Regions from separate parts of the Homo sapiens genome. Here region 1 is linked to region 2. Evidence: read pairs that join two places in POLR2A ChIA-PET (ENCODE). Cell type or tissue: A673. All regions are shown on one strand. Links, peaks and the distances in the headings refer to the core of each region. The heading gives the core; the rest is flanking DNA.

Region 1 (7,654 bases), core at 1,907-4,406, 180 kb after region 2:
ATTGGAGAGGGTTGAATGTTTTTATGTATCCTCTATAAATGAGAAAAAGGACATTAATGACACTAATCTTAAAGCACTAAACATGCAAGAATAAGAAATTAAATTCCCTTTAAATTTTATGTTAGAATAATTATCCCCCTCAATGCAATTTGCCCATGTTTTATTAAAGCTTTATTATGTCAAGGTAAATAGAGGTTAATGCTGCTGTTACTTCTTCCAATGAAGTATTATCTTTAATCTTGCTTTAATAAAATAGTGGCAAATTGCACAGTAGGGGTAATCACCATGGGCTAATTTAGAGAGTTGTAAAATCCTTTACCAAGTATATACTGTAGTTAAAAATAGAAGTAGTCTTAAAAAAACACAAATTGCAATGTAACTTGGAGGAAGTTAAGGAGATTGCTATTCATAATTTCAATTACTTAATTAAATAGATGATTATTGAGTACCTACTATGTGCACTGTTCTGGCTGTGTCGAGGGTATGAAAGTATATAAAAATGGACTTTCTCCCTAAGGAGCTTATGATTAACTACTTGGGAAAATACATAAAAACAAATCACTATTGACTATGAAGCTTGCCATAGCAGAATTGTGAACATCCCTGCCATGGATTTTTAGAAGAGAGAAAGGTCACTTCAGGCAGAAGATCAAGAAGAGGTCATCTGAACTGAGTCTTGAAGGATGGTATAAAATGGAAATGTGTCAGAGGAAAGGGAAGGATATTTTAGGTAAGGAAATGGCAAGAGCAAAGGACTGGGGCCAAAGGGTACCAGATGTCCAATCAATATTTTCTTGCCAGGTTCAATCAGAGCTGAGAGTTGGACTGAAAGACCAGTCAGAGTCTATTACAAAAAGCCAGTTGAGAAGCAGAGAGGTCTTCTACCATTCTGGATTGGACAGCCTTAGCTGGAAAAAAATTTCGCTAGGTATATATAATATATATGAATATGTGCATATATTTATATATAATATATATAAAATCTCCCACATTACTGAGTTAATATACTATATACATTATTAAACATATGTACAAATAGAAAAAAGGATGCTTTTTGTTTTTTATCTTCACATTTCTTTTATGTATTTTTTAAAATTTTAATTTAATTTAATTTTAAGATCCAGGATACAAGTGCAGGATGTGCAGGTTTGTTACATAGGTAAACGTATGCCATGGCGGTTGGCTATACCTATCAACCCTTCACCTAGGTATTAAACTCAGCATGCATTAGCTATTTTTCCTAATGCTCTCCCCCTCCCCACCCTGCCCCCTGACAAGCCGTCGTGTGTATTGTTCCCCAGCCCTGTGTCCATGTGTTCTCATTGTTCAGCTCTCGCTTGTAAGCGAGAACTTGGGGTGTTTGGTTTTCTGTTCCTGTGTTAGTTTGCTGAGGATAATGGCTTCCAGCTCCATCCCTGTCCCTTCAAAGGACATGATCTCCTTCCATTTTTATGGCTGCATAGTATTCCATGGTGTATATGTACCACATTTTCTTTTTCCAGTCTATCATTGATGGGCATTTGGGTTGATTCCATGTCTCTGGTATTGTGAGTAGTGCTGTAACGAACATATGCGTGCACATATCTTTATAAAAGAATGGTTTATATTCCTCTGAGTATATACCCAGTAATGGGATTGCTGGGTTAAATGATATTTAATTTTATTTCTACCTCTAGGTCTTTGAGGAATAGCCACACTGTCTTCCCGAATGGTTGAGCTAATTTACATTTCCACCAACAGTATAAAAGCATTCCTGTTTCTCCACAGCCTTGCCAGCATCGGTTGTTTATGGACTTTTTAATAATTGCCATTCTGACTGGCGTGAGATGGTATCTCACTGTGGTTTTGATTTGCATTTCTCTAATGATCAGCAATGTTGAGCTTTTTTTCACATGTTTTTTGGCTGCATAAGTGTCTTCTTTTGAGAAATGTCTCTTCGTGTTCTTTGCCCACTTTTTAATGGAGTTGTTTGTTTTCTTCTTATAAATTTAAGTTCCTTGTAGATGCTGGATATTAAGCCTTTGTCAGATGGATAGATTGCAAAAATTTTCTCCCATTCTGTAGGTTGCCTGTTCACTCTGATGATAGTTTCTTTTGCTGTACAGAAGCTCTTTAGTTTAATAAGATCCCATTTGTCAATTTTGGCTTTTGTTGCAGTTGCTTTTGGCATTTTCATTATGAAATCTTTGCCGGTGCCTATGTCCTAAATGGTATTGCTTAGGTTTTCTTCAAGGGTTTTTATAGTTGTGTGTTTTACATTTAAGTCTTTAATCCATCTTGTTAATTTTTGTGTAAGGTGTAAAGAAGGGGTCCAGTTTCAGTTCTGTGCATAGGCTAGCCTATTCTCCCAGCACCATTTATTAAATAGGAAATCCTTTCCCCATTGCTTGTTTTTGTCAGTTTTGTCAAAGATCAGATGGTTGTAGTTGTGTGGTCTTATTTCTGAGATCTCCATTCTGTTCCATTGGTCTATGTGTCTGTTTTTGTACCAATACAATGCTGTTTTGGTTACTGTAGCCCTGTAGTATAGTTTGAAGTTGGGTAGCGTGACGCCTCCAGTTTTTTTTTCTGCTTAGAATTGTCTTGGCTATGTGGGCTCTCTTTTGGTTCCATATGAACTTTAGTTTTTTTCTAATTCTAGGTAAAGAATATCAGTGATATTTTAATGGGAATCTCATTGAATCTATAAATTACTTTGAGCAGTATGGTCATTTTCATGATATTGATTCTTCTTATCCACGAGCATGGAATGTCTTTCCATTTGTGTCCTCTCTGATTTCCTTGAGCAGTGGTTTGTAGTTCTCCTTGAAAAGGTCCTTTACTTCCCTTGTTAGCTCTATTCCTATTTATTTTATTCTCTTTGCAGCAATTGTGAATGGGAATTAATTCATAATTTGGCTCTCTGCTTGTTTATTGTTGGTATGTAGGAATGCTTGTGATTTTTACACATTGATTTTGTATCCTGAGATTTTGCTGAAGTTGCTTATCAGCTTAAGAAGCTTTTGGGCTGAGATTCTGGGGTTTTCTAGATATAGGACCATGTCATTTGCAAAGAGTGACAGTTTGACTTTTTCTCGTCCTATTTGAGTACCCGTTCTTTCTTTCTCTGGCCTAGATTGCCCTGGCCAGAACTTCCAACACTATGTTTAATAGGAGTGGTGACAGACAGCATTTTTGTCTTATGCCAGTTTTCAAGGGGAATGCTTTCAGCTTTTGTCCATTCAGTATGATATTGGCTGTGGGTTTGTCATAAATGACTGTTACTATTTTGAGGTATGTTCCATCAATACCTTGTTTATTGGGAGTTTTTAACATGAAGGGATGTTCAACTTTATTAAAGACCTTTTCTGTGTCTATTGAGATAATCATGTGGTTTTTGTCTTTAGTTCTGTTATGTGATGAATTACATTTATGATTTGCATATGTTGAACGAGCCTTGCATCATGGGGATGAAGCCCACTTGATTGTGGTGGATACGCCTTTTGATGTGCTACTGGATTTGGTTTGCCAGTATCTTATTGAGGATTTCTGCATTAATGTTCATAAGGGATATTGGCCTAAAGTTTTCTTTTTTTGTTGTATCTCTGCCAGGTTTTGGTATCAGGATGATGCTGGCATCGAAAAATGAGTTAGGGAGGAGTCCATCCTTTTGAATTGTTTGAAATAGTTTCAGAAGAAATGGTACCAACTCCTCTTTTACCTCTGGTAGAATTCATCTGTAAATCCATCTAGTCCTGGGCATTTTTTGGTTGGTAAGCTATTTATGACTGCCTCAATTTCAGAACTTGTTATTGATTTATTCAGGGATTCAAATTCTTACTGTTCAGTTTTGGAAGGGTGTATGTTTCCAGGAATTTATCCTTTTTGTCTAGATTTTCTAGTTTATTTGCATATAGCTGTTTATAGTATTCTCTGATGGTTGTTTGTATTTCTGTGGGGTCCCCTTTATCTTTTTTGTGTGTCTATTTGATTCTTCTCTCTTTTCTTCTTTATTAGTCTAGCTAGCAGTCTTTTTTTTTTTTTTTTTTTTTGAGATGGAGTCTCACTCTATTGTCCAGTCTGGAGGGCAGTGACACGATCTTGGCTCACTGCAACCTTCATCTACTGAGTTCAAGTGATCCTCCTGCCTCAGCCTCCCTAGTAGCTGGGACTACAGTTGCATGCCACCATACTCAGCTAATTTTTGTATTTTTAGTAGAGACAGCATTTCACCATGTTGTCTAGGCTGGTCTCGAACTCCTGACCTCAACTGATTCGTCTGCCTTGGCCTCCCAAAGTGCTGGGATTACAAGCAAGAGCCACCATGCCCGGCCCATGGTCTATTTTTTTGATTTTTTTCAAAAAATCCAGCTCCTGGATTTGTTGATTTTCTTTGGAAGGGATTTTGCTGTCTCTATCTTTTTCAGTTCCGCTCTGATCTTGTTTATTTCTTGTCTTCTGCTAGCTTTGGGGTTTGTTTGCTATTGGTTCTCTAGTTCTCTTAGTTGTGATGTTAGGATGTCAATTTGAGATCTTTCTAACTTTTTGATATGGGCATTTATTTATTAATTTATGACCATAGTTTTGTTAAGTATAAAATAGGAATAATAGTAACTATATAAATTAATTTGTGCAAATTCAAATGGGAAAACCATGTTTTACATCAGTTCTACTGGGATTATAAAGCACAAGGATTTAATTATTATGACATAGTAACTTTATAAAATGAAGTAATCAGAGACATTATTTAATTGGAAGGGCATAACTAGGATCAACATGGATAAAAGTGCTAAAAGGAAACAAATTCAAATCAACATTATAAGTATAATTCTTATAAGAACAAGTATACATTATAATTCTTAATTATTTTCACCCCATGTTCAAAATGAAACATATTAAAAATTATTTCTTGATTTGACCATGAAAAGTAAATGCCTCCCTTTAAGACTTAAGTAATGAATGAATAAGCTATTGAAGTTGTCTGTGGATAGTACAAATATTTTAACCCTAATTTGGGAATTACTACATGGTATATATTAAAAAATGTAAATACAGACCCTTCTTTCCCTAACTTATCTTTTGTTCAGCACAGCTTGTGCATCTGTACCTCATGATCAATATTTTCCAAGTATACTGTAGTTTTATACAATAATCTTATTAGATCATGGTATGTATTTTTAAGCAATACAGTATCTGTAATTTGAATCTAAAGCTTATTTATTTCTCAGGTAAAATATTTCTACTACATAGTGTCGTATAACGCAGAAGTACTAGTTTCTAGATTTTTCACCTAATCACCAGTATTCTTACACTGTAACAGTATTTCATGTCTGCAGGTGAATTGTAATTTCCTCAAGGACAGACACCTTATTTTCTATACTGTTTTACCATTTTGCATCTTAAAGCAAAATTAGAGACATATTTTCAGTGTTTCTCTAGCATTTTTTCTTTATGGAATGCTCTGGGATATTCAAGTTTGGGTTGTACAGTGAAGGATGAAAAGAATCAAAATGACTCTCCATTACTCAGGGGTATTTAGAAAAGTCAGGACTACAGCGTGACAGTGAGTTATGGGCCCTCTTATCTTGTGTTCTTGCTTAAGAAAAACTATTTAGTGAATGGATCCCACTTTTTTGCATATGAATAGGGTCACAATCATTCATGCAAACAGAAACATGCCGTCTTTCTTGGTGCTGACTTAGTTTTTCATCAAGCCTCTTCTCTTCTACTTCCAGACATGACATGCACTCTACTGTGTGGCATGATGGGCCCTTCTCAATAATCTGTGTAAGACAAGTTCATATCTTTTGTTGTAAAAAAATAACCTTTACACACTGATGAAAATGTTGTTGAAACATGGCACATCTTTAAGTCTCACACACAAGGTGAGAAGCACTACCAATTGACTCTACAAAAGCATAAACCAGAACATAATTTTTGCACTTAAAAACACTAAGACCTGAAATTAGGAAACTGTAAAACTGCAGAAGCACTCAAACCAACATACAGCTTTACTCTGAGTAATATAAGAGTAGAGGTATTTTAGACCTAATACACAGAGTTCTAGGTGTAATTCTGTTAAGCAGCTTTACATTTTGCCATTAGAACTATTTCCCCTCTGTGTTAAGCTTTAATATCCTTTCAAATGCATTAATGTGTCACCAGAACAGACTCTCACAGACTCCTGGCTGCTTTAAATATTTCCATTTTAATAACAGCTTCAGATCTTCACTCAGAGCTTTATATACCCCTTACTGTCACAGAGGCTTGTGAAAGACAGAAGGAAACAGCTCATCATCCACAAAAGTCATCCAATGTACAATTGTTTGCTTTAGAATACAACCCACATGAAAATTAAAGGGAAACATAATTTACATTTGATTTTCTCTACCCTTTGTGCTCATCTCTGAATACTTCTACAGACATTTTTGAAGTTCCTGTAAGGACGGCTTAAATTCTCTCTTTCTGAAAGTGACTGTAGTTTCATACTAAAAGAGTTAAGGTCCCTCTCTTAAATCTCAGAAAGGCAGAGTAGAGCCAAATGTTGTTTAGACCTTCATAATGTGAGGTGTTGCAATCAGATTTGCTATTAAGTAGCATGGGAGCTGAGAGGTAAGGAGTAGCACTTCACCAATGCAGCAGGGTTAAAACGTTTGTGACAGTGGTGATGGTTCTTCATGTTTGTCTAAAAGGAAAAGTGGGCATTTAATATTTTGTGTAATTTCTGACCTTACCGGTAACCACTGTCATGCTTCAGAGAAAGCCAATAATAATTTTGGGATTAAGGAACAGGGATAAGTTAAGGCAAACTAGAAGAAGGTTCCAGATATAATCTTGAAGACCTGCAAAAGTTTTCATTACAAAAATGAAGACAAAATTAGAACAGGCTAGAATGACTATGAAGACACAAATAAAATAAGGAGTTGGCGGGGTAGACAAACTGTCAGAAGACAGAGGATCCTGGGCACATTTTTTATTTTTTATTTTTTATTTTTTTGAGACGGAGTCTCGCTCTGTCGCCCAGGCTGCAGTGCAGTGGCGTAATCTCGGCTCACTGCAAGCTCCGCCTTCCAGGTTCACGCCATTCTCCTGCCTCAGCCTCCCGAGTAGCTGAGACTACAGGTGCTTGCCACCACACCCGGCTAATTTTTTGTATTTTTAGTAGAGACGGGGTTTCACCATGTTAGCCAGGATGGTCTCGATCTCCTGACCTCATGATCCGCCCACCTCGGCCTCCCAAAGTGCTGGGATTACAGGCGTGAGCCACCGTGCCCGGCTGGCACATTTTGTACTTTGCTCATATTGTTTATCTATGAGTATTGTGCCATTTAATATTACACCTTCAAAAAATGCGATTTGGGGCTAGGCGTGGTGGCTCACGCCTGTAATCCCAGCACTTTGGGAGGCCGAGGTGGGCAGATCACCTGAGGTCGGGAGTTTGAGACCAGCCTGACCAACATGGAGAAACCCCGTCTCTAAGAAAAATACAAAAATTAGCCGGGCATGGTGACGCAATGCCTGTAATCCTAACTACTCGGAAGGCTGAGGCAGGAGAATCGCTTGAACCCCAGAGGTGGAGGTTGTGGTGAGCTGAGATTGTGCCATTGCACTCCAGCCAGGTCAACAAGAGCGAAACTCTGTCTCAAAAAAAAAAAAAAAAAAAAAAAATGTGATT
Region 2 (7,654 bases), core at 1,860-4,359:
TGTTCTTGGCACCTTTGTCAAAAATGAGCTCACCATAAATGTATGGATTTATTTCTGGGATCTCTATTCAGTTCCACTGGTTTATGTGTTTGTTTTTATGCCATTACCATGTCGTTTCAAATACCATAGCTCTGTAGTAAAATTTGAAGTGAGAGAATGTGATTCCTCCAGTTTTGTTCTTTCTGCTTAAGATAGTTTTGTCTAGTCTGGGTATTTTGTGGTTCCATATAAATTTTAGGATTTTTTTTTCTATTTCTGTGAAGAATGTCATTGATATTTAGATAGAGATTTCATGAAATCTGTAGATTGCTTTGGGTAGTATGGACATTTTAACAATATTGATTCTTCCAATCCTTGAACATGGCATATCTTTTCATATTTTTGTGTGTCCTCTTCTATTTCTCAAAGCATCTTTCTTAATACTTATGGTTATATATTATAGATTTTGCTTGTGTATTTAAAATAGCTTCTTTTGTTGGTTTCTTATTGCTAACACGTGTAATGAAATCTCACAACTTCCTTTTGTTTGTAGGCTATCACAAACCATAAGCACAGAGATATAGATACCACCTATTTTGTTTCAATTTTGATGAAGTTAGTCTTAGGAAGTTGAGGAAATTCAGCTTTGGTCCTGAAAATCTAATCTGCAGAATGGTTATGTATTAATAACACCCTAGCAAAGAAATTCTGTTAAACAATGTCGAATGTGATAGACTTTTAATGGCAGCTTAAACATAGAATGGTAAATGCAGAAAATAACTAATCACTGTGATACTTTTTCAGTAATACGGTTTTGCTGAATTTTCTCCACAAGGACTGCAACTGTGGATTTGTATGTGAGTGGATTTACTTTTGAGCATTATAGAAGATAGACCTGTGTTGACTTTCTTATCTGCTGGTACTTCACCCTGCTTGTAGCCTCCAGCCCATGAAACATTTCTCTTAAATCAAGGTTAAAAAATAACTATTTTAGTTCTGAAAATGATAGCTATTTTTGATCTTATAAACCTTGATTCAAAACCTGAATATAGTACTTATAAACTTTCCAAAGTTGAATAAATGATTTAATTCTCTTGACCTCAGTTTAATCATCTGTGAGATAAGAAAAATAGTATTTACCCCAGAGAATTCTGTGTGAATTAAATGAAATTATAATTATTGTCAATTACAAGGTATTCTGTATTAGTTTTTTTTCTTGCCTTCCTCCCTCCATCTTGTCCTCCCTCCCTCTCTCCTCCTTTCTCTTTCTTCTTTGCTTTCTTTGTTTTCTTTCTCTGTCACTCATTTTTTCTTTTCCTCCTTCTTCTAATATATAATTCTCCAATCCAAAAATGTTTTCATAGTTACAATTTTGTATTTGATGATTATTTATATTATGTGCATTAAAAAATTCAACCCAACATTTATTGAACACTTCCTCTGTGCGAGTCACATTGATAGATATTAGGATTCAGAGATGAAATGAAGACAGTGTTCCTGCTTTCAAAGTGATAAAAACTGAAATATAAATTAACTAACAGTTACAATACAGTGTGACATGACCTGTTTTGAGCAGGAAGTGCTATGATATACATAGGCATCCAGGTCAGCCTGGATGGTCAGGGAGGCCTTTTTTTTTTTTTTTTTTTTTGAGACGGAGTCTTGTTCTGTTGTCAGAGAGGCCATTTGTAGGGGAATGCACCTCATCTGTTAGCTGGGAGAAGGAATGATCTAGGTAGATCAAGAAGGAAATCAGGCTGAGCCCAAGAGGGCCTAGCATGTTTAGGTACCTGAGAAGGTTAGTGTGGTTCTAACACAGGATGGGAAGGACCACGAAAGGAGCAACAAATAGGATAGTGTAAGTAGAGATGAGATGATAAAGGCCTTTGTATGCTATGTTTAGAGGTTATACCATGTTTTTCTATCTGTTCTTCATCTTTTAAAATTTTGATTGGCTCTATAATACATATATTATTCATGTGCTCTTTTGCCTGTCTCTTCTTTTCTCTAGATGATAATCTCTATAATGGTGATTCTCAAATTTGGCTACACATTAGGATCACCCATGGGAGGGGTTAAAGAAATTATGAAGCCTCAGCTCACCCCTACAGATTCTGATTAAATTGTTATGGTGGTCTGGGTAGGGCAATGTGATGTCTTTGATTGACAGTGACTGCTGCCTCAGGCAGTTTCACTATTCTTTTTGGACAGTTGAGTGTTCTTGCAGGGGTTTCCTCATTCATTCTTTCTTTTGTAACTGCTGTTGTCCATAAGTTGCTTGAGAGAACTAACAAAATCGTGTCTCATGTAACAAAGTTCCAACAAAATTTGGACCTACAACGATGAAAATAAGATTAGGAAGTCAAGACTAGTGGGGAAGAGTGAGGGTCCTCACAAGCAAAAGTTAAAAGTAAGAAAGGGTGAGTAAAATACTTGTTAATGTAAGTTTCTGAGAAAACAAACTTCTCCTTATGATTTAGCATTAGCAGACATTTGTGATCTGGGAACTGCTTTAGACAATGAATACTACGGTGGACATCTATATGCATAGACCTTTTCATGGTTTTTTTGAGTAGTATTTCCAGCAGAATTACTAGGCCTTGCAATTCTTTCTAAAAGGTTGTACTGATATACAATTGCTACCAGCAATGTAAAAGGACCCACTCCAACCCTAACAATGAAGCAGCATGCTAACTGTGCATTTTCTCATGGTCTCAGAGTACTGTGAAAACAACATTATACACAACAGGCCAGTTACAAAGGCTATCTTGGGGTAAAAGAGAAATGGAGAGTGAGTTGTGTGTGTGTGTTGTGGCATTCCCTCTCTCATTCCTCATGGAGTAGCAGAAGGGATATTTCTCCCCCTCCAGCAAAGCTGGAGAAGCTTTAAGAAATCTACTTTGAGAGGGGAAGTGTCTTATGTCCCCTGAAATTTAAGGGAAACAGGAACTGCTACCCAACCCAGGCCTGAGCAGTCCCAAAGTGACAGCTTGGCTGGTTAGATCCTGTGAATGTAGAAGAACTAGCTGAATTACCCACAGGGGGAGCTAAGATGCTTGAGTTTTCCAGCAGACCAAATGAACTGGATGAAGGGAAGCCAACTGTATTATCTTGAAAGAGATTCTGCTCTGGAAGATTCACCTTCAGGAGAAACAAGTCTTCTGGGTTGGGGGAAACTTTCCAATAGATAGAATATCCATACTGTGAAGCCTCAGAAGGTAGGGGACTGAGGAAGTTTGTCTTAAAAGCCAGCATAAGATGACATCCTCTGCTTTCAATGAACCAAGAAGTTTCCCAAAATGCCCTGGGAAAAAAACAAGCAGTCCTGATGTCAGAGACAGCTCATTAGCCATAGTACACTGTCCCTTTCTCTTAATTTACTCCTGCAGACCCAACTCTAGAGGGACCAAAATAGCAGCTAGAGAGTAGTTACAAAGAGGTGGAGTGAAGAAAATGTGAAGAAGCTGCTTATATTCTTTTCCTTCCTGTGGGTTTCTGAGTCCAGGGCAGGCCAAAACTGGAGGAGGGAAGAAGAATGTCATTAGCTGATGATCTGTAGTTTTGATATTAGACTGAATCGAACTTTTACTTTCTGCAAGTGACTGCAAATAGCTTTGAAATCTGATCAATCAGGAAAAGTGGTGGGAAATAATAAATTAATTGTTACCTGCTTGTGACTGATCCAGTAAAGTCTCAGTAAATACAACCATTACAACTTCAGAATATTTTCTCCTACACGTGCTTTTTATCTGAGTTACTGATTTTCATTGATTGGGAGTTCTAAGTGAATGTATATTAAAATCTGTTGATCTTTTCCTTCATTATTTTTTCTTTGCTTCAAATCTGAGAAAGTTATTCTTTCGTAGATCTGATATTCTATTCTCTTTTCTATTCACTTTTCATCAATGTATAAAAAACATTTAACAACTCTCTGAAGTTTACTTTGGCATGTAGTAAAATGTTCATTTAATTTAAATTATCCCAGATTACTATCTATAGCTGAAAATTGGCAATTTTTTATTCATTCACATTGTCCTTCTATATGTGAGTCTTACTGTTTTTTAAGGCCCACATACTTGGGACCTATTTATGTTTGATAAATTTGAAACATACTTAGAGATTTATCTTATTCTTGAGTCAGGCTGAAAGTGGCAGGAGGAGTGGGTTGTAGCTGGTGGGAGTGAGCTTAGCGTATTCTGAGCAGCATTTGGCTCAACTGACCACTCCTTCCTTTTAAAAATTGGGCCGATTCTTGCAAGAAGCCACAAAAGAGTTACTCTCTTCATTTTCTTCTACCTCTTTTCCCTTGTGTTTGCCTAGTTTTTTCCACTTCTATCACTACATGTGGGAATTCCTCTGGATTTGATTTTGAATCTGTGTTCCTTTTCTATGCTTTCTTCCCAGGAAACGCAACCACTAATAATTTAAAATATATATTGATGGCACAGTAAGATTAAGTCTTCCAGCCAGGCCCGGTGGCTCAAGCCTGTAATCCTAGCACTGTGGGAGACCGAGGCGGGCGGATCACGAGGTCAGGAGATTGAGACCATCCTAGCTAACACGGTGAAACCCTGTCTCTACTAAAAATACAAAAAAAATTAGCCGAGCGTGGTGGCGGGCGCCTGTAGTCCCAGCTACTCAGGAGGCTGAGGCAGGAGAATGGCGTGAACCTGGGAGGCAAAGGTCTCAGTGAGCCAAGATCGCGCCACTGCACTCCAGCCTGGGTGACAGAGCAAGACTCTGTCTCAAATAAAAAAAAAAAAAAAGATTAAGTCTTCCATCCTTACAGCTTCTCCATGCTCTAGATTCCTATGTCCAGTTGTCCCTCATTGTAGTAAATGACTAAAGTCATCTAACAAGTTGCTAACTCATCCTTGAATTTTTTCTTTACATTTTCTTCCCGCATTCAATCTATTTTTAAAAAGCAGTAAATCCCAGTGCAAAAATACTTCTATATATTTTCTCTGCATGTCTATTTTCACTGCTGTATTCCAAGCTGTTAATTTCTCCAGGCAATTTATAATATCCTAAAAGGCTTCAGGGCTCCCCTAGCTGTCTTATAGTACTCTATTCCTATTTTGATGGCATGTAACACAATCTGTTATTTTTTAATGTGTTTGTCTATTAACTTCCTGTTTCATTAGACTGTAAACTTACAAGGGCAGGAAACATATCTGACTTATTCTTCCCCATCCCCCAAGTGCCTAGCATGTTACTCGGTATATATTAGACTCCTTATAAGGAGAAGATAATTTCATTTAAAAATCATGCTATATTGAATTAATTTTCCTTTTCCATACATTTTTATAATTTTATCATCGGTAAAATTTTTCAATTCCTTGGGACAATTTTCTTAATCGGTATATGGAGAAGAAATCCAAAAGATCCTTTACGCAATTTTTGCTCCTATTATTTCCAAATTATTTAATTAGGTATTGATTTAGTACTTAAAAAGAAACTATTTTATTTTATCTCTCATTATTTTATTGATTATATATTTGTATGTGTTCTACCTCCCTCCAACATGTTTTAAAACCAGAGATTTCTTATTGGTATGTAAGTTTTCTTAAGATATGAAAATCCACATACATTATGTTATCTAATTTGTTGATTAAAGAAAACTAAAATAATTTTGTTGGTCCTCTAACCAAAATTTTTTATAGTTTTTTTTCTTGGCAGGATTTATGCTGTTTTGATAAAAAGTTTCATTGGTTGGCTTCTTTTTTTTTTTTACATATTAACATTTTGTGGGCCTATTTTATTCTCTAGGCTAGAGTATTTTTTCCCCTTTTCTTTCTTTTGCTTTTTTCTGATGTTATTTTTCAGTTGGTTCTTATCACTATTTCTATTGGATACCATCTGTTGTTTTGGTGACATGTTGAAAACTTTCCTAAGGATTCCTGATTTAAACTTCTTTTTCTTTCTGATGCTATATGTGGCTATAAGACAAAATGAACTTTGCAACTAATGCTATGTTTGACAATAGTTGTAATTCTTGCATTTTTCTCTACTCATTCTCTCTGTTTTATTTTCCTTGGTTAACTGGTACATTTTGAAATATTTCTTATGACTTACAATGCATCTTAAAAATTGGCTTTTAATAAAATCATTACACATGGACTACAATTGGTTTCATAAATTTGTCATTCATTCAATAATATTTATTGTTCATTTACTACACATCAGACAATGTTGTTAACATAAATGTTGTTCATATTGGCATCAGCTCATGGGGATATCATTTTAATTTAAACTTTTAAAATATTTTCACCAGTTTTATTAAGTTAAAATAACTGTAATTAACTTAATGAACAGTATTCATTTCTATTAGAATTTCAGTGTTCTAATAGCTCTTCTTTTCCACCACTGAGCACTGACTGACTGACCTGTCTTTTATAGATACAGATTTTCAGTTGATAGTTCTCAGTTAACAATAATTGCTGAGCCCTTATTATGTGCTCTATGTGGAGTAAAAAGCAGTTATAACTCCTCCCTCATAAAAACCAATTTGTAAGAGATAAGGTTCCAGTAAACAAATAAATATGCGATTACAAATTGTGATAAATGCCTTGGAGAAAATAAATAATGTGTATTGAAAGAAAATAATAGGAAAAATTACTTTTGTTGATCTAACTCCATATATTCAATTAAACCTGTTGCCTGAATTATTGACACACATTTTCCCATTGTCTACTATATATTTCCATTGTGTGTCGACATATGATACCTCAAACCTAACATCTTCTCTCTCTCTCCTTTCCCTTCCTCCTTATTCATATAGTTTATTGAAGCCAACTTTCTGCCAAAAAATTTAGTAGGCACTTTACAGATAAATTTTAATTGTAGGTTATTTATTCGTATTATCATGCCCATTTACTGATAGAAGAATCGAGTCTCATAAAATTGAGTCTCATGAACTAACTTTCTCTTGGTCAATCAGTAACAAATTTTCAAGCAGGAGTGCTGACTTGGGTCTCCTGATTAGAAAGTTCAGATTCTGTCTGCAATTATACCAGCTTCACAGCATTTATTGTGTACCAACTCTGTGCTAAGAAGATTGCATTTCTTTATGTAATCATTACAACCCCATGAGATAAATGCTATCTTCATCTTACATAAAATACTCAGAAATGTTAAATTACTCTCCATTGTCACATAGATGGTAAGAAACGGAGGTGGGATACGAGTCCAGATCCACTCCAGGAAAGCCCATGCTTTTTCCTGTTCACTGCATACTTCTATGATATAGAGTACTGTTTATTCCTTATCTTGCTCAATAAGGCCTTGAGGCCATAGATGAAGTATTTTTTATGACTGTATATGAAGAGCGCTCATTAATTGTCTATTAAAGATTGCATAGGTAGTTTAATAAGTTGAGTGCTTCAAATTGTATAAAATTTGCCCAAAATGATTTTATTTTTTATGGCACTAATAAGGTACCATATCCTTATTTACAGGCCATAATGTTTAAAACAATCTAACTTAGCCAGGCTTTTCACCCTGTAGATGCTGACATTCTGTCAAGTGAATACCAGCTTCCTCATCTATTTGGCAGATATGTGAATATTTATTAGGTGTCTGGCACAATACTAGGCACTGTGAATACAATATAGGGAGAAACCTACGTGGGTCTTGCCTCATGGACAGCCTAGTGATGGAGACACAATAACCAAAT

The links. Peaks named below come from ENCODE experiments on the same cell type or tissue, not always from the same donor. Only the 100,000 strongest peaks of a DNase experiment are listed, where the experiment ranks them.
Region 1: POLR2A ChIA-PET joins it to region 2 with 8 read pairs; 2 of 35 experiments call an interaction of 5 or more read pairs at or near these places.

The regions. Positions count from the first base shown.
Region 1 is chr6:97,765,951-97,773,604 of GRCh38, forward strand. No RefSeq gene overlaps it. Among named protein-coding and RNA genes, the nearest start is that of MIR2113, 250 kb to the right of the region's middle. RefSeq lists an enhancer at 1-875. In A673, for the core only: no CTCF peak of the experiment used is centred there; no DNase peak of the experiment used is centred there.
Region 2 is chr6:97,583,531-97,591,184 of GRCh38, forward strand. All of the region lies in intron 1 of LOC101927314 (a long non-coding RNA gene), which reads left to right. Among named protein-coding and RNA genes, the nearest start is that of MMS22L, 300 kb to the left of the region's middle. In A673, for the core only: a CTCF peak has its summit at 3,019; a DNase peak (open chromatin) is centred at 3,031; H3K27ac peaks cover 1,448 bases.